7 separate regions of the Homo sapiens genome follow, and all the other regions are linked to region 2. The links are chromatin loops, found by intact Hi-C in ENCODE. Cell type or tissue: endothelial cell of umbilical vein. All regions are shown on one strand. Region 1 overlaps CDH13 (cadherin 13). Region 2 overlaps CDH13 (cadherin 13). Region 3 overlaps CDH13 (cadherin 13). Region 4 overlaps CDH13 (cadherin 13). Region 5 overlaps CDH13 (cadherin 13). Region 6 overlaps CDH13 (cadherin 13). Region 7 overlaps CDH13 (cadherin 13).

Region 1 (4,000 bases), 590 kb after region 2:
AGCAATAAGGTTTTCTCCACCATTTATTTTGAATAGGTGTCCCCTGCCACACACACACACACACACACACACACACACACACACACACACTTTGTCAATCATACTCTACCCAGTGATGGAAATGTTCTACATCTGTGTTGTCTAATATGGTAACTACTACCTGCATGTGGCTACTGAGCACTCAAAACGTTCCTAGTTTGACTGGAGTACTGAGTTTTTTCATTTTAATAAATGTAAATTGCAATAGCCATATGTGGCTAGCAGCTACAGTATTGGGTAGTGAAGCTTTCGTATTCAAACCTGTCTCATATCCTTCATAGCCCTCATCTGTGACTGAAATTATCTTGTTCATATCTTTTTCTCTTGTTTATCACCTGTCTTTCCATGCTGGGTTATCTTTTCTGCTAACCACTGGATACCAGGGTGTTCAGCGTGATGGCTGACATGTAGTGAGTCCTCAAATAATTTTTATTAAATTAACTTTAAGAAAATCCCACTTAACAGCCCTTCACTGTTTTTAGAGACCATTCCAAAGGTCTTGACTTGTGTTGATATTATTGTCCTCTGAAAAGTCTGAGTCAAACTCTGATTAGTTTTGTAACATAAAATACCATTGGATTGTCTGTTTGCATAATTGGTTTTCTGAGATTCAGCTCCACATTCTGTATTCATCCTAATCAATGGTGTCTCCTTAGTTTCTGTCTTTCTTTCCATTGTGTTAAGATGGATCTGTTGTCTGCCCTTCCCAGTTTCAGCATATTTGAATATTTGGCAAATGTGAATTCTGATTACCTATCCTACTTGTAGCTTATGATACTGGCCAAGTCTTATAGAATGTAGAATCTTAGGATTCAGATCCAAGATATTTGTTATCTTTAGGCACAGTGTTTTTTTGTTTCTGTTTTTTTTTTTTTTTTTTTTTTTTGGTTGAGTTAAAGTCAAGTCCTTGGCTATTTTGGGAAGATGAAAAACCAGACCTATGTTATTACATAAAATTGCCTCAGAGCTTTATTTTGATTGATTTCCTTTGTTAGCAGTATTCTCATAATAGCTTAAAAAAAACATAAAAGTATAAAATTTCACTCTCTGTGAGATCTCCTTTGTGTGCAGATATTACGAGGCTCTGTTCACTTCATTTTTTCTTATTACATGCATTATTTTATCTGCACCAGAAATCAAGTATGTATGTCTGTGTGTGAATTTGCTGGTAAAAGGATGAAGTAATGTTAAAGAAAAAAATTTAAAAATTATCTACCCACACATACCTGGTTTCATTTTGCTCACTGCCTTCAAATTCTATCCATATTTGTAGGTCATGTATGATGATGCTCATGTTATTTTGTGTATTTTTACTCAATATTCTAAGTAGATCAATAAAGTTTAAAAATTATTGTATTGTAATATGTTGTTACACAAACATTCCTTCAACTAGTTCCCTTCCACTGGATGTTCAGGCAGATGCCAGTGTAATTTTATTTTGAGAAATAACAATGCAGTGAATAGTTCCAAATATGTAGTGCAAACTTATATAGGATCAGGAGTGGTATAAAAACGGAACAAAAGTATGAGTCTTTCGTGGTTTCTGTTGAATTTTGCCATGCTTTTGAAAAGGATTATACTGGTTTACAATACCATCAGGTGGAATGTGACTCTACTGATTTATAACAAGAATGTTTGTCTTTCATTTTTCTAATTTGGGCTCTTTTTTGACAATAGTATTGATAATAACTGTAGCAACAATAGCAGCAGTTAATATTCTTGAGACATATTATATGATAGACCATATTTAAATGCTTTAGAAATATTGTTTATAGTGGTTAAAAAAGTGAGCTCTGGAGGCAGACTTCCCAAGGTCAAATCTGGACTCCACCATTTATCTTCTCTTTGCTTTCATTCTCTCCTCTGTAAAAAGATCCAAAGGGTTGTTATGACAATCAAGTGAGATAATATAGTATAGAGCTAAAGTAAGCACTGGATAAGTGTTTGTTATTATTCCTAATAATGAGTGTTTTTGTTAACCCCACTTACAGATGAGAAAACTGAGATCCAGTGTCTTGCTCAAGGTCACACAGATAGGAAAGAGTTGTACTAGGATTCCAAATGCAGATGCCCTTTTCTGATCAAAATACTCCTATGCGGGGACCAACACTTATATCCAAGAGGAAGTATTACTCTTATCGCTGAGTTAAATCAAGGTTGAATTACGCACAGAAAATGTGCGCATAAGGTCCCCGTGATTCACTGGAAATGCCATGACATAATTCTTCGTTTCCAAGACAAACAAAAAAGTTGTTTTTTTATGCTGCCTTCTTCATTGAGATCTGAAAGTAGTTCCCTATGGAAGTGATTCATGGTGTTGTGAAATCCTCCGAAATTGTAAACAGCCTGGTGGGCAGGAATCCCGAGGTCTCATTCAGGCCCCCTGCAAATTCTGAGTTCCTAGCCTGAGGAAAGCCCCCAACAAATACTGACCTGACTTTCTCCTAAAAGATTGCCATAAACACTTTTGGTTATCTCTTAATGTACTTGGTTCATAACTGCTTAGTCAATTATTTTTATTAGCATAACATTCCTTTTAAGCATAATGATATTGGGAAAACAGAAATGATACAAGCGTAATTTCTTGGCTATGACTGTTTATGTTTTGAGTTTTTTTGTTTTGTTTTAACTTTCTTTGCCGATTTGATGAATTAATTGTAAATTTCCCAAGGGGGATCTAAAGTGAACTGATCTTTGCCTTTTATTCTGGAATGTTCAATTTCTATTCTAGTCCCAGTGACTATCCTCTGAGACCAAAATTTCAATATTGCCAAGGGCTCATAAAATTGTCGATATAACCTACTTTCTCTAGAGAACCTTATTTGAATTTTCATAATGAATTAATATCTTCTTTCTCCCCCAATCTCTTTGCTCAAATAGCTATTTGTGGAGACCACTGATGTCAATGGCAAAACTCTCGAGGGGCCGGTGCCTCTGGAAGTCATTGTGATTGATCAGAATGACAACCGACCGATCTTTCGGGAAGGCCCCTACATCGGCCACGTCATGGAAGGGTCACCCACAGGTATGTCACATTGGCTTACCTTTAGCGTAATGGCTTGGAAAGAGGCACACTTTGATCTTTGTGGATTCTAGGGACTGTCTTATGGCTGTTCCAACTTGTCAGCTCGTATCAGCGTCGACTTAATACTTCCCTGCGTAGAAGCCAGGTTGGAAAGCTAAAGTGCAAAGCTTGACCGAGGTGTTGCAAGCTACGGAAATCTCTTTCATTGTCTCTGAAGATCATCCTCCAAGGATGACTGCCATCTAAGTCTCTAAGGCATGGCCGATGTTGGGCACCATGTAAATATCCAGCTTACCTTTGTGAAAGTCCAAGGCTAAACTTTGTGCTATAGCAGGGCTTTGATGAGAATTGGGTCCCCATTACAAACTCCTCAGTTCTTTCTTTTCACAGTGGCCTTTTAATAAGAACTATTTTAGTAAAATAGGTAGGACTTCTTCCCTTCCCTTAGAAGATGTGCATGAAGAAATCTTTTGTCTTCAGTCAGAGGACCAAAAGGAGGATGTTTGATATCTCTCTCTGGAAATGCGTAAATGCATGTGCCTACTGTTATAGAAGTCACTCAAGGTTACTATAGAGCTCCCGCTGTCTTTTCCCATGTTTAACCTTTCTATCAGGGACGGTTTTAGAATTTAGAGCTTCCTTTTTTGCCCCAATACATACAAATTAAAGTATCCCACAGCCAGCAGCTGAAGTCACTCCTAAGTATAATGCTTGAGAAAATGAAAGAATAAAACAGAAAAATTCCTCTTCGGCTCACTTTGATTTTCAGCTTTAAAATACACTTGAGTGAAAAAAAACACCATATTAAGAGTATCATATTAAGAGTATCATGATACTCCTAGATTATGCCCAAATAGGTAAAATAGTGATTCGTCAGACCAGACAGGAGATGAGAGCGGCTTTTACTATTTTTCCCCCTTTTCTGAATTGATGGGA
Region 2 (4,000 bases):
TTCCTTGCTTCTCCTTGATGATCATTCCCACATAGAAATGGAACTGCATTAATAATGATTGTTGAAAAAATGAATAAATGATTGTTGAATGAATAACCGAATGAATGCCACCAGGGAAAATTATTGTCTCCATTTCATTTTAGGGCCTGAACTTTAGGAGAATAAAGTTATCCTAAAGAGAGCTGTTGGAACCTGCCTTTCTAACCAGCTTCCTATTTTCTAGAAAAGGGGTCACTGTTTGTAGGAATTGTCTAGGATTCCTGAGAACTGCCATCAAACATTCATTTTGCTTTTCCTATTGCTAAGCATTATCAGACAGAGACACAGCTTCTACACAAAGGAAGATGGTAGGGCATTGTCTGTTCAGGGCTGCTAGATCAATATTATAGTTTTATTTATCTATTAATTTATTTGGATTTCTAAGCAGCTCTACCTTTTGTTACGATGATTATATGGCAAAATGCAAAACAACTTGACAGGACTTTGCTATCTAGACTTTTGATAATGATCTCTAAAAGCCAACTCATTTCATTTGCGTCCTTTTATGAATAATACAAAAAAATCCAAACCTTAACTAGTGTTTGTCACAGTCAGTGGGTACTTCATGAGCCAAGAGTGCATAGAAAGGTATTTTTGGTTCATTACTAGGTTTCTATAATTGACCTGACATTTTGTGAGAGCAATCATGTTTGTTAAGGAGAAACTCAAGCCAATGCTGTAGTTGCAAAGTTCTCCTTACTATTACCCTGGGAAACAAATTCATCAGAAGTGTGCAGATGTGTTTTATGTGTGCGTACACACATACATCCCTATGCATACACAAGCATGTACACACATTGGCATGGGTCGACCTGATAAAATATATGCAGTGTTCTCTTTGTCCAAATCCAGCTGGTCATCTAGGGACTGTATAGAAAATTTGCCAGTGCCTGCAGCCCTACTCCATGTTTCCCTTTTTCTCTGCAGCTTGAGCCTCACCTTAAGGCCTAAGTGAGATATGCATTCTGTCCCAAATGATGGCTCATGGGGACAGAACATTTCTGAGTCTTCCTTTCTGACCCTCTAGTTATATGGCAGTGATTGCACTGAGGGAAAACCAGGAAATAACAAAGGAAACTGCTTAAGCAAGTTGTGTTTGGGAAGATTAGAAAAGGGAGTGCACAGGAGGATGAAGCTGAAGTCTCTGAGGAGGTAATCTTGTTCAAATAATAGCTTTTCTTGTAACCATATTTTGTCAAATTGGTTATTTCTGATGATGTATCCCCAATTTTCTGAAATGTTTTAAAACTTACATTGTAGCTTTCTCTCATTTCCTTATTCCTATGTTCTCATTCTGGTCCATCATCTGTTCATTTATTCAGTCCATTCTTTGTGTATTCATTCAATTATTCTTTCAAGTGACATTTACTGATAATTAAAACTGTTAAAATCACTGACGTCAAGGTCTATGAGCAAAACTGAACCAAACCAAAACAAGAACTAAACTAGAATCCGTTGTGGCGGGATTGACCACTAGGTGGTATGTCCATTCTTTGGCCTTACTGGGGATTTAGGCATTTGTTTTGGTTATGTGCCTTGTTAAATATTCATCATGTCAAAATGGTGGTAGTAACATGAACACAATCAAGAAAATATGAAGAGAGTGATATAAATTATATTTGGAGCTCAGAGAGGGGCCAGGAAGACTTTACATGTTGGATTGCTTCTGCCTTAGGCAGAAAAGAAGTTGCAGAGCGTTCTAGGAGGAGTGAAATACTTGAGTAGGGGCTGGGAAGCAATAAAGCAAGTGGTATTTTCAAGTTTATGCATCCACAAGATCAGTGTTCAATATTTAAAATGTTCAATGTGTAAACTCTATCATGGAAAGATTTTTGAGGAAGTAGCTTGTAAAAAGTTGCATATTTCTATTTGTTGCTAGGGTTACCTAACCAACAGGTTCTTGGCTAAGCAAAAAACTACAGTCTGTAAATTAGATATTCTGGAATAAAAAATTTGGGGAAAGAGGAAAAGGACTCATGCTCCCAAGAAGGCCAAGTGAAAAGTGATATCCTTCTGATAGGGAAAGAAGTCATGAGTCATTAGTCTGGACTGCTATAGTAATGATAATAATAGTAAGAATAATAATAGCCACCATTTGTGGATCACTTACTGCAAACCAGGAACTGTGTTAAATCCTTCTCATGTGCAAGCTGCTCCTTTAACCTGCGTGGCAACCCGGGGTGACTAGCTGTTAGTATAGCAGTTCCTTGCCCAAGTTTCTCAGTATCTTTCAGCCTCAGTTTCCTGTTGGGCAAAATAGAGATTACGGGACAGTGGGAACATTAAATGAGGCTATGCTTGTTATGTGGTTAGCATGGTGTCAAGCAGGGAGTAACAGGTCAGTGAGAATTATAGTATTAGCTACTATTAGCATTTCTCCTTCCTCGTTAGTATTTTTCCTTCCCTGAGGAGGAAACAGAGAATTAGGAGGACCAAGCTGAATATAAGCAGTACCTGAGAGCATTCTTGGAAGATTATGCTTTCGTGAGCTCCTCTTAGAACTGAAAATTGATGATGAGAGAGACAGACTGTCACCAATGCATGACTATCACCTTGTCATTATTAAAGCACTTTCCACTAGTTTATATTATTTTATTCTCATAAGCTCTGTGAGGGCCAGGATTTGGGTCTTCTCTTGTCCCTTGCTACATCCTCATCTATATCAGTGGCTGGCACATTATCTTTGTTGACGACTGACCTTTCCTTTTCCTCTTTCTTTGCCTGGCAAACTGTTACTTGCCCATCAGGATCCATGGGGACATTGACGCTCCTCCATCACTCTCACCTCCAGTCCTCTCTTCCCACACAACTCTTAGTTCATACAGTGGTCACAGTACCTCCATGCTGTATTGTATCCTATCTACTCTCCTGTTTGTCTCTTGCTGCAGACTCCTCTAAGGCAGGGACCACTTTTCACCACCTTTCCATGCCCCTGGATCCTTGTTCAGATTTGGCTTGATGTACGCACTTTGAAGATACTTGAATGAGTGACCACAAATATCTTCATTTGCATCTGAACAATTTTCTTGATATTTGAACTTCTTACCCAAACCCCCAAGTCCAAAGGCCCTTGTCTTGAGCTTACAGGTTTTCAAAGAATGCTTTACCTGGGTATAGGGCAGCTCTCACATGCCTGGGAGGAAGCCTTGGAGCAAAAACAAATCGATGGCTCTGAAAGAATTATGTCAACATTTAATTGCAAGAGATAGCTGCTCTGCCCAGAGGGCTTCCGGAACACCTTAGCTTTTGGTTTAAAGCTCAATTTTAGGTAACTGATCAGGTAGAAGCTAGTTTGACTACCGCAGCTTGCAAATGCAAGCTTTGGTAATAACGCCATAGCTTTTTTTTTGTTTTTTTTTTTTTTGGGGACAGAGTCTCTCTCTGTCTCCAGGCTGGAGCGCAGTGGTGCGATCTTGGTTCACTGCAACCTCTGCAGCGGATTCAAGCGATTATCCTGGCTCAGCTTTCGGAGTAGCTGGGACTATAGGCGTGTGCCACCACGCCCAGCTAGGCCAGCTAATTTTTGTATTTTTAGTAGAGACAGAGTTTCACCACGTTACACAAGATGGTCTCGATTTCTTGACCTCGTGATCCGCCCGCCTCGGCCTCCCAAAGTGCTGAGATTACAGGCGTGAGTCACCGCACCTGGCCGCCACAGCTTCTTAAAATGTCACTATCAATCCATTCTGAGGCTAGAAATCTCTCTGGCAAGTGTGTGAATGCAAAGGTAATGGCTTTACCTTTCAGGTTAGTTGTAGATAATCTCATCTTTGTTCATGACCGGTGAGTGCCAAGCCCCCAGCATTGAGTATGTAGTCTCCAAGGGACATTTTCCTTGGACCAATTGGGAAAAGACCTGGTCAAAATTGAGGAATGGGCAATACTCACCTGGTATTTTGAGCTATAATTTGGTTCTTTGAGCTATGAGAAAAAAAAGGGACACGGGCTATGTTGAAGTAAC
Region 3 (4,000 bases), 460 kb after region 2:
AACCTGCTCGGATCCCCTTCCACACCGTGGAAGCTTTGTTCTTTCGCTCTTCACAGTAAATACTGCTGCTGGCAGAGAGGGGTGAAGCAATAATGACCACAGTGACAGAGAAGAGGTGAGTGTGCTTGGTGACCCCTTCCCACGCAGGGAGCTGTTTCCAGAGCACTTCTCTTCTGGGAGGCCTGTGAATTTTGTTATTAAAAAGGAAACCTAGGCCGGACGTGGTGGCTCACACCTGTAATCCCAGCACTTTGGGAGGCTGAGGCGGGTGGATCACATCAGGTAAGGAGTTCGAGATTAGCGTGGCCAACATGGGGAAAACCCATCTCTACTAAAAATATAAAAATTAGCCAGGCATGGTGGCGTGTGCCTGTAGTTCCACCTACTTAGGGGGCTGAGGTGGGAGAATCACTTGAACCTGGGAGGCGGAGGTTGCAGTGAGCCGAAATTGCACCACTGCATTCCAGCCTGGGTGACAGAGTGAGACTCTGTCTCAAAAAAAAAAAAAAAAAAAAAAAGAGGAAACCACCTATTCCCTCAGAAAAGGATAGAGATACCATTCTTACCCATTAACAACAGTGTAATTTTATTGTGATGATTAATATTGGAATTATTAGCTTTGATTAACTGAGCTCCTTCTGTGTGGCAGGACATGTACTTTATAGATGCCATCTCATTAAACCCTCGGCAATGCTGGGAAGTAAGTGGTGTCATCTGCACTTTAAAGATGAGGCGATGGACCGTGTTCATACTCACACAGTGGATCACTGGGAAAGCTAGGATTGCAACATATAGCTGTCTAATCCGTGGAGTTCATTCTCGCTACTTGCCAGCCACAGGGATCCAATGGTGAGCCCAGTAAGCTGTGGCTCTTGACCTCATGGGGCTTCCAGGCAGCAAGTAGAGGGGTCAGTGGAAAAGTATCAGTTGGATTAATCAAGTCAAGCAATGACTGAAAATTATTTTCATCAGAGAGTATCAAACACCTCTTTTTTTTTTTTTTTTTTTTTGAGATGGAGTCTTACTCTGTCACTCAGGCTAGAGTGCAGTGGAGCAATCCCAGCTCACTGCAACCTATGCCTCCCAGATTCAAGCGATTCTGCTGCCTCAGCCTCCAGAGTAACAGGGATTACAGGTGTGCGCCATCACGCCCAGCTAAATTTTCTGTAGTTTTTGTAGAGACGGAGTTTCACCATGTTGGCCAGGCTGGTCTTGAATTCCTGACCTCAAGTGATCCGCCCACCTTGGCCTCTCAAAGTGCTGGGATTACAGGCATGAGCCACCACGCCCGGCCCACATAGTTTATTTTTAATTTTCTTTTGTATCCAATTTTCAGTTACTCTTAAAAATACAAACATATGTAATTGGTGTTTAGTCAACACTCAGTGTATTTTAATAAACAACATTTTTTAATCGGAAAAAAAAAAAACCTGTAATGCCTTGAGTGATCCTGCCAGATGAACCCTGGCGTAAAGTTCATGCTGCCTTAGGCACCATTGCCACCTGGTGTCAGACATCGGAATTGCAGGCTTGGCGGCAGCTAAAGTGGCGGGGGTGGTGGGGTGGTGGAGCAGGGGGCGGGCAGGACCCATTTTGATTAGGAGAGGGCAGGTTTCCTGTCTTAGCCACCTAAACCCTCCAGGCGCTGTTGAGTATGTGTCAACAGGTGCCTGTTCGTTTGTAATTTGGTGACAGCTAGATCTGTATCAGCTTTCTTTTATCTGTGTGTCCTGAATGATTATTGTGTTCATGACCTTTCAATTGTTTTGTTATAATCAAATTAACGTTTGAAGGTTCTGATGATAAAGTGACATAAATATAGATGAATACTTGAGGGTAAACTCTAGATTCCACTTATGCCAATAATAGTTCTCTTTAGTTGCACATCTACATAAAAAGACCACCCCCCATACTTTGACCCCAACTGCTTCTCAGCCTAACCCTCTACATGCTTAAGCATATGCCAGTAACTCACGATTTGCAAAACTTTCCAGACTCTTCCTTGTCTGCCTGCTGCCTTTGTCTGTGCTGTTCCCTCTGCCTGGAACTACTCTCCTCCACCTTTCCCTTCCAAATTTATTCTTCAAATGTCAAATCAAGGTCGACAATTTGTAGGAAAATTCCATAAAGTAAATTCAGAAACGACAGTGTTGTATGTTGTATTGCAGTGTCTCTAGAGAATGGAAGATGTGGTTCTGAACCCATTTTTATCTCTTTCATAGCTTTGGCCATGGCCAGCTTGCTGACTCATTCTATCTCAGTGGTTTCATCCATTAAGTGGAAATAATAATGTCCTCTGCCTCCAGCATTGAAATATATATATATATATATATATATATATATATATATATATATATATACACAACCCTAATTTGAGGTTTATATATAACATATATATTTTATTTATTATATATATTTAATACATAGGGATTTAATATATGTAATATTTAATATATATAATGGGGTTTAATATATATAATATGTAGGGTTTAATATATATATTAATATATAATACATAGGGGTTTAATATATATAATACATAGGGGTTTAATATATATATTATATATCATATTTAGGGGTTTCACATATATAAAACCCCTAAATTGAGGTATCTATATATAATATTGATGCATATATATTTAATATATAGGGGTTTGATATATATAATATTTAGGGGTTATATACATATTATATATATAAGCCCCCTAAATAGATGTGTGTATGTGTATATATGTGTATATATGTATATGTATAAACCTTTTCTGATGAGACAAAGTGCTTCCTCTGCACCATGCCTAGTACCTAGTAGAAGTGACAGGGCAGGTGACACTGGATTAGTGGATATATGTAAATACCTGGAATCTTGATCAATGCATGCGCAGCAAATGGCTTCCATTACCTTTTTTGTTTTGTTTGCAGATAAATATTTTTTTGAAAAAAATATATTTCGTGGAGTTAAAAATAATAAAATGTCCAACTTTGACTGAACTGGCATTATTGCCCTCCTTGATCCATCACTGTATGTCACCCGAGTGCTGGTAAGCTTCCTCAGCTGCCAGCTGCAAAGACGTGGATATTAGGATGAAAGGCGTTAGGCAGTGATGCTATTTCTGGTGCTGTTACTTTAGTCAAATCTGTGTTCACCAGGTACCCATGTGCTGGCACCTGTGATTAGTGAATTGCTCATGGGAGTATGTTTGCAATGTGCTTTCTCTGTGTTTTCCAGGCAGTTTTAAATGTCTCTCTGTTTTTCTGACTAGGTAGTCGATAGTGACAGGCCAGAAAGGTCCAAGTTCCGGCTCACTGGAAAGGGAGTGGATCAAGAGCCTAAAGGAATTTTCAGAATCAATGAGAACACAGGGAGCGTCTCCGTGACACGGACCTTGGACAGAGAAGTAATCGCTGTTTATCAAGTGAGTACCCCTCTCCCATGCCCACCCTGTGCGCAGAAATGTGGCTTTCAAAGATTGTTTTCTTCCCACTGAGCTCATTATTTCTGTGCCTCATCAAACCCGGGACTGCATGGCTTTAGGGTGTTTCTGTGGGAGCTGAAGTGGATGGAATTGAACCCTGACAGGGCAACAGTGGGGGGTCTTTATCTCATCAGTAGAGCCCTCCAGGCCTGCATCAGACTTTGGGTACCAGAGACCAAGAAGGGAGACCCTGGGGGCATCTCAGAGGAGGTCAGAACCCTTAGGGCAACTTTGGCTTTCCAGAGACCAGCTTGATGATCTAGAGCTGGAAGAGGTATAAACCCCAAGACCTGATATAATTAGCAAGACATGGTCCTTAGGGTGAAAACAGTTGCTAAATATTCAGCCATAAAGGAGTAGTTAAATTATGGCAGATTTTGCAAGGCAGTTTTCTCTAGCCATTTAAAATGCTTCTGAAGAAGTTGTGTTATATGGGAGAGATTCAAGATATTGAATGAAAACAACATACAGACACATATGGTATCCTCATTACCAATGGAGTATTTGCACATATCATGAGGTGTATA
Region 4 (4,000 bases), 310 kb after region 2:
AGCGTCCTTCATTCTTCAGATGTGCTAATACCATCAATTAGGTAGTAGAGTTTCACTTCCCTAGGAGCCATTTTGTCTTTGCTACATTTATCTTTGCTCTTATTCCAAAGAGCAGCCTTCATTCTCTTCCTATCAAATCTTTCAGCAGCAGAAGGCAACTGACTGTATCTCTGAGTAATGTTGATAAGTATTGTGTTGTGGAGGCTCTGCATAGTACAGTGGTTAACGGCACGGGCTGAGAACTGAGGAATACCTACTGTCTACTTGTCTACTACCATGCAGAACTATAGTAAGTCACTATATCCCTTTGAGCCATAGTTTCCAGTTCTATAAAATGGGAACCATCCATAGTTGGTTGTATCAAGGACTCAATGACAGCAAACAAGTAAAAGAACCCATATAGTGTTTGAGACATGATTGTGCTCAAGAAATGATAGGAAACAAACGTACAAACGACAAGCATTTTTTGCTGCAGTTTGGAAGTATTAATGTTTTACAACCTCCACAAACTAAGGTTCATGATCGAAGAACCTCACTGAATATTTAACTTTAGGGATAAAATGCACAACCTATAATAATTTTAGTGCAATTGATTTATTATAGTCAAGGGAAACATGACTGAATAACAAAAGTAGGTTAGGAAAATACTGAAACAGAATAGGATGAAGAAAAGCATTTTAATGAAAAAGGAAAAGCAGAGAGCAGAGTAGTAATCTCTCTTGGTTCCTCTCCTTCCGTCAGCCTGCTGTTCCTGCCCCTCTCTTCTTCTCTCTGGCCTCTAGATACCGGAATGTCTCAGGCCTCCCATCCCCTCTATCCTCCATTTCGCCACCTGCTCTGGCCAAAAAGTTTGAAGGAGGACCTATGAAAAATATCCCTGGCCTGGGCTTAAGAAGCCTTCACCCTCATTCTCAACTCTGAGGCTACCAGAGCATGATCAGTTCATCATCTCAGTCAATCCTCCCAGCTCCTCTATTAGATCCATATGACTGCCACTTTGTGAAAGATACAAGGAGGACTTGGCAAAACAAGGGCCCCACCTGAAATGGATAGCTGAGAGCATTACCACAGTCGGATCTGCTGGGTTGAATTGTACACAGCAGATGCCAACTTCCAATGAAATTAGAATCATATTTCTATACATTTTCTTAAGTGCCAGACATCATTCTAATCATTTTATAGGCATTATCTCACTTAGTGTCTAAAAAACCCTAAGGTTTTGCCATATAACTTTCATCCCCACTTTATTATCTATCTAGAATAACTGAGGCTTATGGAGGAAAACTGACTGACTCATTGCTGCTTGGCTATTAAGTGGAACTTCCCAAGACTCTGTAACTTTGGAGACTAGTCACATATGAAATATGCTACCCTCTCACTTGTGTGATGACGTTCAGGGTTTGGCGAATGTTGAGCAAGCCAATAAGGTAAGGCTGTATGCGGTACAATTCTCACACTCGTTGCTCTTTTTGTTGTAACCAGCCTCTTTAAACACTATGGCCTGACCCTCTGAACCAGCCACCTGACCATTCTTCTGACTTCCCAATAAGCCTTTGCCATCACCAAACATACTGGCCTCCATGGTCTTCATCTTTAATGCCATTAATTAAAAAAATATGCCCCACAGCTCTGCAAGAAGAATTCAGCAGGCAGTTGGCATAAAAAGGTTGGGAATGGTTTACATCTTTGAGCTTCAGTATTTTAAGTCTGCAAGTTCATGGAGTGCAAGGGCTGTGGACACCCTGCTTGCCAATTTTTCTGCCTTAACCGTTCCCTGCCCCCTTGTTGTTCAATTTCTGGCCAATGTCTAAATTTTCCAAAAGGAAGTATGGTCTTTTGCATTATGACACATGATTGCCACCCACTGGTTAAGAATGTTTTCACTATGAAGGTTTAGAAGGTTTGCTGTTGAGGCAAAAGTTACCCATTTCCCATGCCCCCAGTTCAGTTGTCTGGATATCCCAGAACAAGAAGCATTAACTGCTTCAATTTAAGTCAGATTCTCAAAATCCCAAAGGCATGTCTTTCACTTATCCCATAAAACATCTAATTAAATTATTTCATTTAATTGTACATCTTGAATTATTTGTTTGCATCTTGAATTATTTTTGTCAATGCGCATTTTCCAATAAAGGAGTAATCAGTGGTCTCAATGTCATTCAGATGAGGCCACCCTTATTTATCAGAGTTCTAACACCAATCAGTATTCATCCACAGGGCTCTTTAGTGGAACTGTGGCACTCTTTAGTGGAAATGTGAGTTTCAGATTTCTGATTAATAAAAATAATTTGTAAATATGATCACATAATTTTTGCAATACCGTTTTCTTTTCTAAGAATCACCTATAGAAACACCTACTACGTGCCAGGCATTGTTTTATGTGAACATTTCATGTATGTAACAGCCCCCCCTAAGGTAGAAATTGTTATTGTCATTCTTATTTTGAAGATGAAAAGCTGAGGCATGAAGAGGGTAAGTCACCATCCAAAGTCACCTATCTAAAAAATGCAAAGCCAAGATTCAAACTCAGGAAATGTGTTACTAGAATCTTATCTACTATGCCATGCTGCCTCTCAGAAAGACTATCACTGCTTCCTCCAGCCTCATCCTCTTGTCTTTTCCTGGGCTGGGGCCATCCTCACCCTGATTGGCTCTCCCCAAAGGCTCACTCTGACACCCATTCCAGTGCTAACCCTGTTCAGAGTGGACAGGAACTGGTCCATGCATCTCCTTAGATTTAACACGATAGGCTCTGTCTCTCACAAGGGCAGGCAGCAAGCAATTGTCTTTTAGAGGAAAACAAACCATTTGAACTAAATGTTGATTCTTGCTCTCTCTAGAAATGCAGACAGAAATCGGCAATCAGTGTAGTTGATGGATACCAGAAAAAGAAATAAAAGTAAGGAAATGAAGAAAAATTGGGCCAATGGCACTTTAAAAATTTCCCAAAATTTTGAGGACAACTTCCCTTTTTTTCAAGGCACTTGATGCTTCTCTAGATAGAAAAATTGTTTTCACCTAAAATATCACACTAGCTGTTCTGAAATCCTCTTGCTTCTTGGCATGCTTATTAAGAAATTCTGCTCTTGCAGCAACAAATCTCAGCTTTCTTTGCTTCTAGAGAACTTTAAAATCATTAACTATCCTTTAAAAACTCACTCTTGGAAATACATGTGGTCTCTTTCCCTATAACTAAATATTTGATACAAGCCACTATCAACTTGATACTGACAGTTTAAGGGTGTTGGGTACGATGACCTTTGAGGTGCCTTCTGGCCATAAGTACCAAGGAATTCATAAAGTTGGATTAAATGATAACAAAAATTGGAACTTTCCCTTTATCTTCTTTTCTTCTTAAAGAATAAGTTAAGATACATTGATTTCATTTCACAACTTGCACGGAAATGAGTGTTTTACTGTTGATGTTTTTATGATCTGTAGTTTCCATTCTTTTTAATAGCCTTGGTGCAGTATTAAAAAAACTATCTTGGTGATAAAAGTTATTTTAGAAGTAAAAGTTGCTTTAGAAAAGCAAACATGACTAATATAATCCAAGTTTTCTCAGGAAGGAAAGCGCTAGTGTGACTGGACAATGCTGAGACGCCCAAGAAGATGATTGACCTTCAATTACATTGAAGGGAATGACTGAACTATTTATCTGTGAGGGATTGTAAATCAGGAGCCAAGGGAAAGCCTTGGAAATTCAAATGTAAAAACCTAGTTCAGCAAAGGAGTTGTCTTAAGCAATAGTATATAAATCAGGCAGGGTTAGGTTATACTACAGTAATAAACAGCCCCCCCCCCCCCAAATATCAATGACCTAAACAACAGGAGTTTATTTATTGCTCATGATATACAACCAATTTAAGTTAGGAGGGGAGTTATGCTTCACGCAGTCATGCCACATGAGGTCATGATAGCACCGTCTTAACATGATGCACCTGAGTTCTCCTGGCAAAGGAAAAGAACATTCCAGATTCTGCATTCACAACTGAAGGCT
Region 5 (4,000 bases), 58 kb after region 2:
AAACTCAAAGTCGCAAGAGAACACTGGAAGTTCTTCCCTGCATCTAGTGACACGGAGGGTGTTAATTTTACACAGGCTGTGTTGGTGGAGGAAACCAGATGGGAGGGGAAGAAATGGAGATAACAGTTATAGACACATCTTTTAAGAAGTTTGGCGGCTAAAAAGGAGACAGATAGTGAAGTAGTTGGAGGTGGATGTAGAGAAAACAAAGTTTTTTTTTTCTTTCTTTTTTATTTCCTTTCCTTCTCTTCCTTCCTTTTTCCTTCCTTCCTTCCTCCCTTCCTTCCTCCCTTCTTTCCTCCCTTCTTTCCTGTAGGAGATACTTTCTCATAAGGATTCATTTGAGACAGAGAGGGTAGGAGAGAAGGGATTTATGATGGCATAAAGCTTCTGAGAAGGTGGGAAAGGCTAGACTTCAAAACATAAGAGGGACCTGTTAACTTTTTAAACCTGGGAGTTGAATCAATGAAAAACTGAGTCAATGATGTAACACTTTTAAAGGTAGTTGTTTATTGCCCCCCATCTTAGAGAAGAGCCTTTTCTGGTTACAGAAGACAAAGTGATTTAATGTGTGCTGAAGTAAGCTGGAAATTCAGGTGTTCAGTTGATGTTTTTGGAGTAGACTGTGAAATTGAAATTGGAGAGACATTATCCAGGCAGGAAAACTATGAGTTAAGGGCTCTGGACAATAAAAAAAATAAGGGTGTCATCCTTGGGGAAGGAGATGGGAGATGCTGATGCGTTTAGGGCTTCAGAGCTGCACCTGTGCTCCTCTTGGGATCAGAACTGCAGTATCTCTGCAGCTGCTGCACCTTGTTTTTAACCCCTGCATCCAAGAGCTGAGTGTTGCATGACTCTCAAGATGCAGATATTAAAACCTTATTGACTGATGTAGACTCTTCTGTGCATCAAAGGGCTCAGAAGTGGTATTAGCTGGCTGTCTCCTTTTAAGTGCAGAGAGTGCTTTTCTGTAGATAGTGCTATGAGCTACCTGGGGTTAAGATAAAAGGCTTCAAAAAGGTAGTGTCTTCCCGGAGGCTGCTTGTGGCCACTCGCTGTGTGTCTGTGGCTATACAGACCCCAGATTGCTGGGGCTGGACTTTGCATGTCTCTCTCTATTACCTTCTAGAGCCTGTGAGGCCCAGGCTTTTAAAGATTCGGCACTGAAAGAAACTAAAACCAAACTTTTGAGTTTACAACTGCCTGAGGCTGCCTCCATCTACAGGACCTTTACTAACTGTGCCATTTTGGCGAAAAGATAGATTTTGAAGTTCAATCAGTCTTGGTTTCAAGTATTAGCTATTCCTCAGATGATTGTGGGACCTTGAACAAGTCTCTTGCCCTCTCTGAGTCAGTTTTATCATCCATGCAATAGGGATAATATTACCTACCTCATAAAACCATTGTCGAGACCCATCTATTCAGCACATACTTGAGTTCCTATTCAAATACCGGCTGCTGTGCTTGGCTGTGGAGTCTAACTGCACAAAATGGTCTTGACCCTGAGGGTTTTATAGTTTGAGAGTGGATATACCAAAGTGCCTGGCTGTGATTATTATATTGTGATATAATAATAAATACATATTTGGTCTCTGCCCCCAGTTCTAATATTTAGTCTGTGAACCCAGTTCCTGGCAGACAGCATCTAAGAGCTTTGTAATTTCCTGAGTGACGGGAACATCTGACACAGAGCTCCGAAATCCCTTGGTATTTCCTGGCTGATAGGAGCATCTTTTGCTCTAATGAGTTGACTTGTGCTGGGCTCCTGGATACCCCCAGGATGGGTGCTGGTTTCCAGGGGAATCAACCATGTATTTTTAGAAGGTTGGGGCTTTCATCATCCACCCCACCTCCAGGGAGGAAAGGGAGGCTGAAGACTGAGTTGATCACCAACGGTCAGTGAGATACTCAATCGTGCCTATGTAACAAAGCCTCCATGATAACCCCAAAGGACAGGGGTTAAAGGGCTTCCAGGTTGCTGAACCCATGGAGGTTTCTGGAGGGTGGTGTGCCCACAGAGGGCATGGAAGCTCTGCATACCTTTCCACATACCTTTCCCTATGCATCTCTTGGTGTGACTGTTCATCTATACTCTTTGTAATATTCTTTATAATAAATGCGTAAATATAAGTAAAGTGTTTTCCTGAGCACTTCTGTGAGTCACTGTAGCAAATTAATAGAAGTCAAAGAGGGGGTTGTGGGAACTCCAATTTATAGTGGGTCAGTCAGAAGCACAGGCCACAACCTGGGCCTTGTGACTGGCATCTGAAGTAGGGGACAGTCTTGGAGGACCTGTGGGATGTGGCTTTATCTCCAGGTAGATATTACTGAATTGAATTGAATCAGAGGATTACCCGCTGGTGTCCACTGAAGAATGGCTTGATGTATTGGGGAAAAACCCACTCATACTTGGTGTCAAAACTGTTGAGTGGTGTGTGACAGTAGGTAAAACATTTTGTTTTTTTTTCTATCCTTCATATTGGCCCAGAGAGCTTATTTAATAAATATCTCATTCATTTCTTTTTTCTTATCCATTATACCGTAGGCTCAGCTGAAAACATCGTTCATGACCCACCTGAATGCACAGTAGGGTACTTAGAAAGTACTGCATGGTTAGCAGACAGCTCTGTAGGGAGTCGGAACAGCCACGCAGTAGAGTCTTGGAAGCAGAAGAGAGTAAGGCACAGAGACCCCGAATGAGGGCCGAGTGTGGACATCCACATCACAGCTCCACCCATGACTAGTCACAGGAACAGAGACAGTCGACTTGCCTCTCACTCTCTGCCTCAGTTTCCTCACCTGCATGATGGAGACGATAATGGTACACAATTCTAAGGTGGTTGTGAGGATTACACGAGCTGGTGGTGTTGCGATTCTGAGGTGGTTGTGAGGATTACACGAGCTGGTAGTGTGTGTCAGGTGCTCAGAACAATGCGTGGAACATGGAAAACACTCCCTACATGGGAGATATTATTTCCATGTTCAGAAACAAGCTGGTTTCATTAAAGCCCACTGCTCTCAAAAGGCAATTCCCATGGGAATAGTGATGACTTGAAATTCTGTATCAAAATGCTGGTGGATGCTGCTTCGTTTGTAGTTTCTTTTCTTTTCCAGTCTCCACAGGGCTCTGTTATTTGGATCCTCTACCATGAAGAACAGTGCCCCTAATCGTAGACTATCACTTTGTTGGCCACTGTGTGTTGTCCACCCATTATACTGTGAGGTCTCAACAGCTTTAATTTCAATAATTTGAGGTTTGTTCAATGCATTATATTCCAGATAGTTCACGGATGCTTTTAATTTAATTATAGGCACTTTAACACCACAGATGACTGTTGGGGAAACGGAAAATGTCATTCTTTCTGAATGCAAGACACGTGTTTAGGACTGATAAAATACATAACTGTGTTTTATTTCAGAATAAAAAGAAATGTATTACCAAGTATGTGACAGTAGGTAGACTGCTGGGAAGCCTGGGTCTGATACATTGTTGTCAGAAACAGGCTCAATTTTGGTGAAGCGAAGGGTGTACGGAGGATGAGCCTTGCAAACAAGCTAAGGTGCCCAAAGGACAGCTCCCCCAGTGACCTCAGGGTCAGCCTCTCTCTTACGTACATACAAGGAGCCCCTCCTGGAAGCAAACCCCACTGCAGCCTTCCAACAGGCACATCCTTGTTCTTCCCACTATCTTATTATTTGTAGCAGCAATTATTCATTGCCATCTGAATTCACTCAGTAAATATTTATTGAGTACCCTGTATGTGTAGGTAGTGGTGATACAGCAGTGGACACACAGACAAAAATCCCTACTCTGAAGGAGCTTATATTCCGGGGGGAAAAAGAGAGGAAAATAAGTAAAATGTGTGCTGGTTTTGTGCATGAAGATGGCAAAGGCTATGGAGAAATCAAGGAGGATAGAGTTGGGGAGGAACAGTTGTAACTTCCATAGTGTGGGTGGAGAAGGCCTCACTGAGGCATCAACATTTGAGCTAAGTCTTGA
Region 6 (4,000 bases), 250 kb after region 2:
AGTGACCAATAATGATAATGGATATTTTTTCATCTCTTCCTGCTCCAATGGGCCAGTATTCAAAATGCCATTGCTCACATGAAAACAGAGCTGCCAGACCGTGTCCAGGGCCTCAGCCAGGGAGCTGCCACTTTCATTTTAATTTAAGAAAAAGAGAAATTGACTGGGAGGTATTTATGTAAATCAGTAGAGTTCTAAGGAGTTATCTGGCAGCCATGTTAATGGATGTGCCACTCTGAGAAGCGAATCTCGCATTTTGCTTCTCTTGTCAGAAGGGGTTCTGTGTGACCATTTACACCTACGGATGATTGGCTGTGACCCAGAGGACATTTGATGTAAAGGATATTTTGTGCATGTCAATGAGTCCTGTCCAGGTGGTGGGATACAGGCTCGAGACACATGTTGGAGAAGATCACTTTTGACTGCTGGGGAGCTATGGGAAGCCCTTCCAAATGGGCAGAATGTGCAATTACTATCTCAGTAAATTTGTCTCAGGAGAGCTGTACACCTCAGGAACATCATATCATAGAAAAGGGAAGACAAAAAAGGAGCTCACCTTAAAAGTTCCAACCACATTCCAGGGACTGTTTGTATTTGACTCATTCATTTATTCAACAAATGTGAACTGAGCACTTCAACGTGCCATACTGTCTTCTAGGCACTGAAGATACAACAGTGGATATGATGGGTTGAATGTCGGCCCCAAAAAGATATGTCCACATCCTAATCCCTAGAACCTGTGATTGTGACCTTCTTTGGAAAAAGGGTCTTTGAAGATGTAGTTAAGAATCTGATAATGAGAGGAGCCTGGATTATCTGGGTGAGCCCTAAATCCATTGACATGTGTGCTTTTAAGAGACACACAGAGGAACAACACTGCAGGAGGAGGAGAAGGCCATATGAATACGGAGGCAACTCTTGGAGTGATGTGGCCTCAAGCCAAGAAACACCTGGAGCCACAGGAAGCTGAAAAAGGCAAGGGGTGGAATCTCCTCTAGAACCTATGGAGGAAGTGTGGTCCCATCAACATCTTGATTTTGCAGCTTCCAGAACTGCTAGAGAAAAATTTCTGTTGTTTTAAGCCACAAAGCTTATAGTTTGTTATAGCAGCCACAGGAAATTAATACAATAGGCTAAACAGACAAAAATCCCTGCCATTGTGATGTGTTCATTCTCGCTTGGTGCAGACAGGCAATAAACAAATAAAATGTATTCAATGTTGGGTTGTGATCAATGTAACACAGTAACGAAGCAGAATAAGCGGGGAAGAGGTTTGCTTGTGAGTGGCATGATCATCAGGAAAGATGCTACTGAGAAGGGGCGTTCAGAGACTGGGAGGAGGTGAGGGAATGTGCCGTGTAGGTATGTGGAGGAAAAGCTGTCTAGACAGAAGGGAATGAAACTGCAAAGGCCGTGACACTGGAGTGTGCCTAGTGTATTGGAGGAGATATAAGGCAGCAAAGGCTGACAAGACCAGATTATTTAGGGCTTTTACTTCAATTTACCCATTGACTTAACACTTATCTATTGAGCATGTACCAAATATATTGTTTTACGACATTCTTGCAAAAGCCTGGAGAGGTAGGTAACAAAATTCCCACTTTAAAGAGGAAAACACTGAATACTGGTCCAGCATGACTCAGCTCATATGTGGTGGTACTAGAATAGGAATCTTAATTTGATGCCAACCCCAGTGTCCTTTCCCCAACACTGGAATGACTTATGTAAATATTTATCTCATTTGTAATTTGTCTGTGTGTTCAGTCCCATATGACAGTCTTGATAAGCCCAGCTGGCCTCTGAGGCCAATGCAAATATATTTTGAGCTGAGAATTGCTCTTGGGCGGTGAGAGGACTGTAGTTTGGAAAAGGTCAAGGGCTGTGGATTGCCATCTCTCATGGTGTCTTCAGAATGTTTCAGTAGCTTTGTGACTCCAGGTAGCATTGCATTGATAATTTATCTATTTAACTGGCTTAAGTGGGTTTTTTTTTTTAATTTTCTATCTCAAAAATCCAGGCTCATAAATAGGGACAGTATGGAAAATGCTGTATAGGGAGAATAAATAAATGTATAATCAGGTTAGTAACATATTATCATTGATGCAGCTACTGAGCAAGGAAAAGCAAACAAAGAAGGAGCTTTATTTCATACCCAAGCAAGTATAGCTCAATTGCAAACCTCTCAGACTTGAATATATCACATTGGTCAGTGCATATCATGTCCTGGAATGTTACAGAAAGCAGTAATGGAGAGACAGGTGGATGAACTAAAACTTAACTTACCTCTCTCTTCACATAGCATTAGAGCACAGAGAAGATTACTACGACCCTTGGGCATCTGTGACTACTCCATTCAAAGGTTCCTTAGAATGTTTGCTGGAAGCAGTTACAGAAATGTGAACAGGGCTTAACCAGTGTACTCCATACCCTAAATAATTCTGTATAAATAAGAGCTTACATATCTATGATGCCTCTCTGTCACTTCTTTTATATTCTCCTTTAGTTTGTTTTGGGGAAAATTCTAAGTGGATTTGCTCCATGTAAATACTGTACTTCCTTATCGTATTAACAAAGGAAGAGGTAGGAGAATCAAGACAATCGAATGTGTCAGACTAAAGTAGATAATAAATGCTCTTTGGGAAAAAAATATTCTCAGTCAATGACAGGGAATTCTGATTTGATAAGGAAATTTTCTTGGGTTAATGAATGCAACTGTAGAATACTGAGTCCGACCAGCAGAAACCTACAGCCCCAGGCCAGCTGAATCCCATTCCTTATACCGTGAGTATCTGTGTTCCCTTGCAGCGGGTTTTGTAGGAGTCAGGGATAAAGATAGGGAAGCAGGAGGAAAGGGTCATAGAATGCTGCCAAAGGCTCTGGAGGCTCAAAAGGAAGAACTTTGAATTCACAAAACACTATGCCAGCTCAGACCTGGGCATCCAAATCAGTTAGGATATTGGCTAACAGCTGTAATAAAGAATGCTACAAAAACAGAAGCTTAAACCAAATAGAATTATACTTCTTCCTCATAAACCACTCCAGGGCAGCAAGGTAACTCTTCTTTTGAATGTCATGCAAGGACCCCTGTTTTGTTTTGTTTTGTTTTGTTTTTTTCCCAAGACTGAGTCTCATTCTGTCACCCAGGCTGGAGTGTATTGGTGTGCTCACTGCAACGTGTGCCTCCCAGGTTCAAGCGATTCTCGTGCCTCAGCTTCCCAAGCAGCTAGGACTACAGGTGCCCGCCACCACACCCAGCAAATTTTTTGTCTCTTTAGTAGAGTTTGTCTGTGTTAGTCAGGCTGGCCTCAAACTCCTGACCTCAAGTGATCCGCCCACCTCAGCCTCCCAAAGGGCTGGGATTACAGGAGTGAGCTACTGTGCCACCCAGCCAAGGACTCATGTTTTGAAAAGGCTGTGGATTATCATCTCACATTATGTCTCCAGCAAGTTACAGCAGCTTTGTGATTCCAAGTAGCATGGATGGAGATGGCACTTGTCATCCCCAGGGTGGTATCCTCATTCCTACCTCCTGCACCATAGCCAGGCTGTAGGAAACAGACTGGGAGGAACAGGAGAAGAGCATCTTCCTTTTAAAGGACATTGACTAGAAGTTTCTCCTAATGCTCCCTTTCATTCCCTGTTGAGCAGAGCTGAGTCACATGGCTATGGCCCGCTGCAATGGAGGCTGGGAAGTGTAGTTTCTAACTAAGTAGCCAGGTACCTGAATAAAACCCAGAGGGTAGGAGATGAGATTCTATTATTACAAGAAGACACAATTTCTGCCAGGGCTTTAACCGGTGGCTCTACCCTTCACAGCTGGACATTGCTGGATTTTTGGATGATTATTTCATTGTCTCCACTCAAAGATTAAGTTTGGAAAATAGGGAATTTTTCTACCAAAGCATAGGAACTCCAGGCCCCAGCCCCTCCTCACTCTTTCTCCCTGTTCATTCTCATCTCTTTCCAGTTCCTTACCTCCTGTAACCTGTGGGCATACTAA
Region 7 (4,000 bases), 240 kb after region 2:
CCCAACCTTTACTCAGCTAATGGCCCCTTTGGTTATTTCTCTCTCACTCTGGAAGCCATGTTTAGAAAGAGCTGATATACTGAACAAATTGCACTTAATAAATATTCACTTATTTTCCCTCTTTTTAAAAATTAATCAAGTTCTTTGTAAGGAAGAAAAACGTATTAGTCTTTGACAAATGAAACTACCAATCTCCATTGATACCTACGTTGATAGTATTCAAGCCCCAAACAAACACTTCTTAGCTGGCTCAGATGATCTGGTTAAGGGGAACTTTGTCAGTTTAGTTCAGCTTTGTGAAATACTGAAGGATTTCAGACCACTATTAATACCTGAGTAAAGTGGTTAAGAGAATAACTTTGGACATAGAGACAGATGGGTTTCATTTGGCCACATACTAGCTACATGACCTCGGGCAAGTTTCTGAACTTGATGCGGCTCCATTTCTTCATGGGTAAAATTGGGGTAATTATACTATTGATCCTGTAGGATTATCCTGAAGATAGAATGCATAATGTTTACAAAGCACTTGGTACAAAGAGGCATAAAGCAAGAAGTGAGTAAATGTTAACTGCTGCTATCTTTATTCCCGTCATTTTAATCATCACTATCAATTATCATCACAACCCAAGTGGCTCAGGGATGGAGAGACCCCAACTAGGACCCTCTCTCCATTCTAGGGGAAACATTTATTCAACTCAACTGTGGCCAGAACTCATAGTGAATCTCGCTATAGTCATCCTCCGTTTTGCAACAGCAGATTTTGCTGGGCTCGTGGTCACTCAGCTAAAGACTACTTTCTCCAGCCACCTTGCATCTAGGTATGACCATGGAACTGGGTGATGGCCACTAAGACATGAGTGAGCGTGATGTTAGCACATTAATCCATGCCTTTGAAAGGCAAGAAGTCTATTTTCCCTTCCTGTTTTTCCCTTCTTCAGCTGAAACGCAAACGTGGTGGTGAATCATCTTGAATTAAGCTGAAAAGGGTAACATGGAAGAGATGGCATGGCAACAGGATGCATCCCCAATACCATCAAGCCACCATTCCAATTCTGGACTGCCAACCTAGACTCTTAAATAAGGGAGAAAAAAAGTCCTTTTTGCTTTAAACTACTGAATCTGATATCACCTATTATAACACCATGGTGTATCGTAAAAACACACCAAACAACTATTTTCAAAATAGATGTGATACTTCTCCCCAGTTATACAACTTCTGGAAGCAGGAAGCCACTGCATTCCCCCACCCAGCTTGTCATGGTTTACTTCTGATTGGATATAACTAGATGATAACAGGGATCACGCTGCATCCATTGAGGAGAAAGATGATTCAACCCTCTCGCGGGCTGCTGGGGAATCGATATCGTTTAATTATGAGAAAGTAAACTGTGTTTACATTTTACACAGTGGCAAGAGGAAGGTCAAATCACAATCCTCATACCCTTTATCAAAACCATGCATCGCTGTTTGTCAAGTGAGATTCAAAATGGGATGAACTTGGAGAGTTGCCATCTTCCTGTTTTCTCCCTTGTTTGTTCATATGGCTGTGCTTTACAAGATTAAAAGGCTTACCGGGCAAAAGCATAGCAGAAGGAAGTAAAACCTTCGGGCAGATGAAATAATTCTTCCATTTTAGGAAAAAAAGGCAATTAGTTATTTGAGGTTTTCTGGGTGGGGCAGTGAGTAGAAGGTCATTATGTTCCTTTCCTGTTGTATATCGAAAATCAGTTGAGAAGTAATGAAAATGGTAAGAAAAAGAAAAAAAAAGAGTAAACCCTCTTCCTCTCCCAGTGGCCTCTACCCCATGACTCATCAGCTTCCTGAACTGGAACAACACTGAGCTTTATGACTACAGAAATGTCAGCTCTGAGCACAGTGCATACTTCTTTGTGTGAAGATCTTAGGCGGTTGTGCAAAAGCCAGCCCAGGACCCAGCATGGTCCTGCTTTATCTCTCTGCCGGGCTAGTCTCCATGTTCATTAGAAATGTGTGATTTCTTGACAAGCACTCTTTGGATTTGCTGCAGAGTCAGGTGATACATTGAAATCAGCAAAAACATTAATGATAGCAACAACAAAAACGACCTTGTTTAAGTTTTACGCCTTATAAGGGGGCAATGTTAGCCTTGTAATAAAAATGAGGTAACTGCAACTTGGAAATATTAGGAAATTTATTTAGGATATCTTAGAAAATCATAATGAGAGTGATGATGATGATGATGGTAGTGATGATGATTATGGTAATGATAACTATAGTGATGGTGATGACGATGGTGATGGTGGGGGTAATGGTGATGGTGATGGTGGTGATGATGATAGTGATGGTGATGGTGGTGATAGTAATGATTACGGTGGTGGTGATGATGATTCTAGTGATGGTGATGCTGATGGCGGTGATGGTGATGTTGATTATTATGGTAATGATAATTACGATGGTGTTGTTGATGATGGTGGTGGTGGTGGTAATGATGATGGTGATGGTGGTGATGATGATGATAGTGATGGTGATGGTGATGATGGTGATGGTGGTGATGATGATGATGATGATAGTGATGGTGATGGTGGTGATGGTAATGACGGTGGTGATGATGGTGATGGTAGTGGTGGTGATGCTGATGGTGGTGATGGTGGTGATGATGGTGATGATGGTGATGATAGTGATGGTGATGATGGTGGTGATGTTGATGGTAGTGATGATGATAATGATGGTAATGGGTGGTAAAGATGATAATGCCTTACTCTAGGCTAGATATTGTGCTAAATATTTCACTGACAAGCAAATGTGTAAACTCACAGTGCTCAGTATTGTGATTGACCCTAATACGTTTTCACTAATTGTTGGCTTCAGGGCTAGGACTAGAGTGAGGTGAATGAGGTACTCTCTTTGGGTCCAAATTTAAAGGGATACGAAAAATCTCAGTAATTAAAGTAAATAATATTTAATGCAATATTTTATAAAAATAAAAATTAGTGCAAAAATCCATGGTAAACAAAATGTCAACATTTTAAATAAAGGTTCTGTACATGCACAATATATTCTATTTACCTTCCCCTAATCCCACCCAGTTGTCTCAGCTAATGGCAATCTTATTTTATACTTGATGAAACAAGCCTGAGCCCAGGTTGTTCTTATCCCTGTTCTATAGGTGAAAATACTGGGCACAAGAGATTTTTCCACAATCACATAGCTAATATATGGAAAAGCTGGGATTTGAGCTCAGCTATATCTAACATAGAAGTTCAGCAGTCTATCTGGCTTCTAAGGTAAGTTTCTGTCACAACATTAAATATTCAGTATCATTTTCTGGGCTATTTTTAAATGGTAGGGAGTCAAAGAGATTAACTACCAGTTGCAGCTCTTATCAGGCCAACAATATCAGCTAAGGTGAATCTGATACTAGTAGAACTCTAAGAATGTGCATTTATTAAGTCACTCATATAAATAATATATTTAACCTACTTAGAAACTCTGTATAGAAGATATCAGTGTTGTATTTCATAAATAGAGAAAGAGAATCTCAGAGTTGAGCACTCACAGTCATGGTCAATTCATGGCAGAGTTGGTGACCAGCTCAAATTTTCTAGGTTGACATAATCCTGTCCTTTCTATGGCTTCAAAGCCATCCACGTTTGTCTCTTGATCCTGGAACTTTTTATATTTCGTCATACAGACCTTCCTAAGATCCTCACTTTGCTTGTATCATTTTCCCTAGAATAACTATTTTCTAAAACGCATTAATGCATTGATTTTAATAACATCTTGTGTCTTATGTAATTTTAAAAATCAGCATATATTGACTGAAGACATTTTGACAAAAGAGAAAGAAAGAACATAGCAAAAAAGCATTTCCAACTTTCATAAATAAGCAAGAGTATCACTTTCGTGAAGTTCTTTTCTATTTTGTTTTGTCCTGTTTTTTTATAGTGACATGTAACTTTTTCTTTTTCTGGACAGCCTGTCCTCTTGGTGATAATAAAGCATGATGATAAAACAAATG

Evidence for each region. Peaks named below come from ENCODE experiments on the same cell type or tissue, not always from the same donor. Only the 100,000 strongest peaks of a DNase experiment are listed, where the experiment ranks them.
Region 1: it touches region 2 in a loop (12-fold over the local background); 5 of 110 quality-filtered maps call a loop at or near these places.
Region 3: a loop joins it to region 2, with 7 times the contacts of the local background. A loop is called at or near these places in 7 of 110 quality-filtered maps.
Region 4: a loop joins it to region 2, with 8 times the contacts of the local background. A loop is called at or near these places in 10 of 110 quality-filtered maps.
Region 5: it touches region 2 in a loop (7-fold over the local background); 2 of 110 quality-filtered maps call a loop at or near these places.
Region 6: a loop joins it to region 2, with 5 times the contacts of the local background. A loop is called at or near these places in 5 of 110 quality-filtered maps.
Region 7: it touches region 2 in a loop (7-fold over the local background); 2 of 110 quality-filtered maps call a loop at or near these places.

The regions. Positions count from the first base shown.
Region 1 is chr16:83,341,943-83,345,942 of GRCh38, forward strand. CDH13 (cadherin 13) reads left to right here. Exons shown (of 14, transcript NM_001257.5): 6 at 2,920-3,064. Among named protein-coding and RNA genes, the nearest start is that of CDH13-AS1, 56 kb to the right of the region's middle. RefSeq lists an enhancer at 2,082-3,281. In endothelial cell of umbilical vein, no CTCF peak of the experiment used is centred here; a DNase peak (open chromatin) is centred at 2,259; H3K27ac peaks cover 2,212 bases.
Region 2 is chr16:82,754,259-82,758,258 of GRCh38, forward strand. The region is part of intron 1 of CDH13 (cadherin 13); the gene reads left to right. Among named protein-coding and RNA genes, the nearest start is that of MIR8058, 67 kb to the left of the region's middle. In endothelial cell of umbilical vein, a CTCF peak has its summit at 1,548 (motif pointing right); DNase peaks (open chromatin) are centred at 1,093 and 2,233; H3K27ac peaks cover 2,631 bases.
Region 3 is chr16:83,214,085-83,218,084 of GRCh38, forward strand. CDH13 (cadherin 13) reads left to right here. Exons shown (of 14, transcript NM_001257.5): 5 at 3,261-3,413. Among named protein-coding and RNA genes, the nearest start is that of CDH13-AS1, 180 kb to the right of the region's middle. In endothelial cell of umbilical vein, a CTCF peak has its summit at 1,522 (motif pointing left); a DNase peak (open chromatin) is centred at 1,477.
Region 4 is chr16:83,067,062-83,071,061 of GRCh38, forward strand. All of the region lies in intron 3 of CDH13 (cadherin 13), which reads left to right. Among named protein-coding and RNA genes, the nearest start is that of CDH13-AS1, 330 kb to the right of the region's middle. In endothelial cell of umbilical vein, a CTCF peak has its summit at 1,853 (motif pointing left); DNase peaks (open chromatin) are centred at 1,840 and 3,530; H3K27ac peaks cover 1,140 bases.
Region 5 is chr16:82,812,553-82,816,552 of GRCh38, forward strand. The region is part of intron 1 of CDH13 (cadherin 13); the gene reads left to right. The region is part of intron 1 of LOC101928446 (a long non-coding RNA gene); the gene reads left to right. Among named protein-coding and RNA genes, the nearest start is that of MIR8058, 130 kb to the left of the region's middle. In endothelial cell of umbilical vein, no CTCF peak of the experiment used is centred here; a DNase peak (open chromatin) is centred at 1,709; H3K27ac peaks cover 1,589 bases.
Region 6 is chr16:83,001,406-83,005,405 of GRCh38, forward strand. All of the region lies in intron 2 of CDH13 (cadherin 13), which reads left to right. Among named protein-coding and RNA genes, the nearest start is that of MIR8058, 310 kb to the left of the region's middle. In endothelial cell of umbilical vein, no CTCF peak of the experiment used is centred here; DNase peaks (open chromatin) are centred at 1,156, 1,346, 1,666 and 2,696; H3K27ac peaks cover 3,037 bases.
Region 7 is chr16:82,994,505-82,998,504 of GRCh38, forward strand. The region is part of intron 2 of CDH13 (cadherin 13); the gene reads left to right. Among named protein-coding and RNA genes, the nearest start is that of MIR8058, 310 kb to the left of the region's middle. In endothelial cell of umbilical vein, no CTCF peak of the experiment used is centred here; a DNase peak (open chromatin) is centred at 1,707; H3K27ac peaks cover 1,910 bases.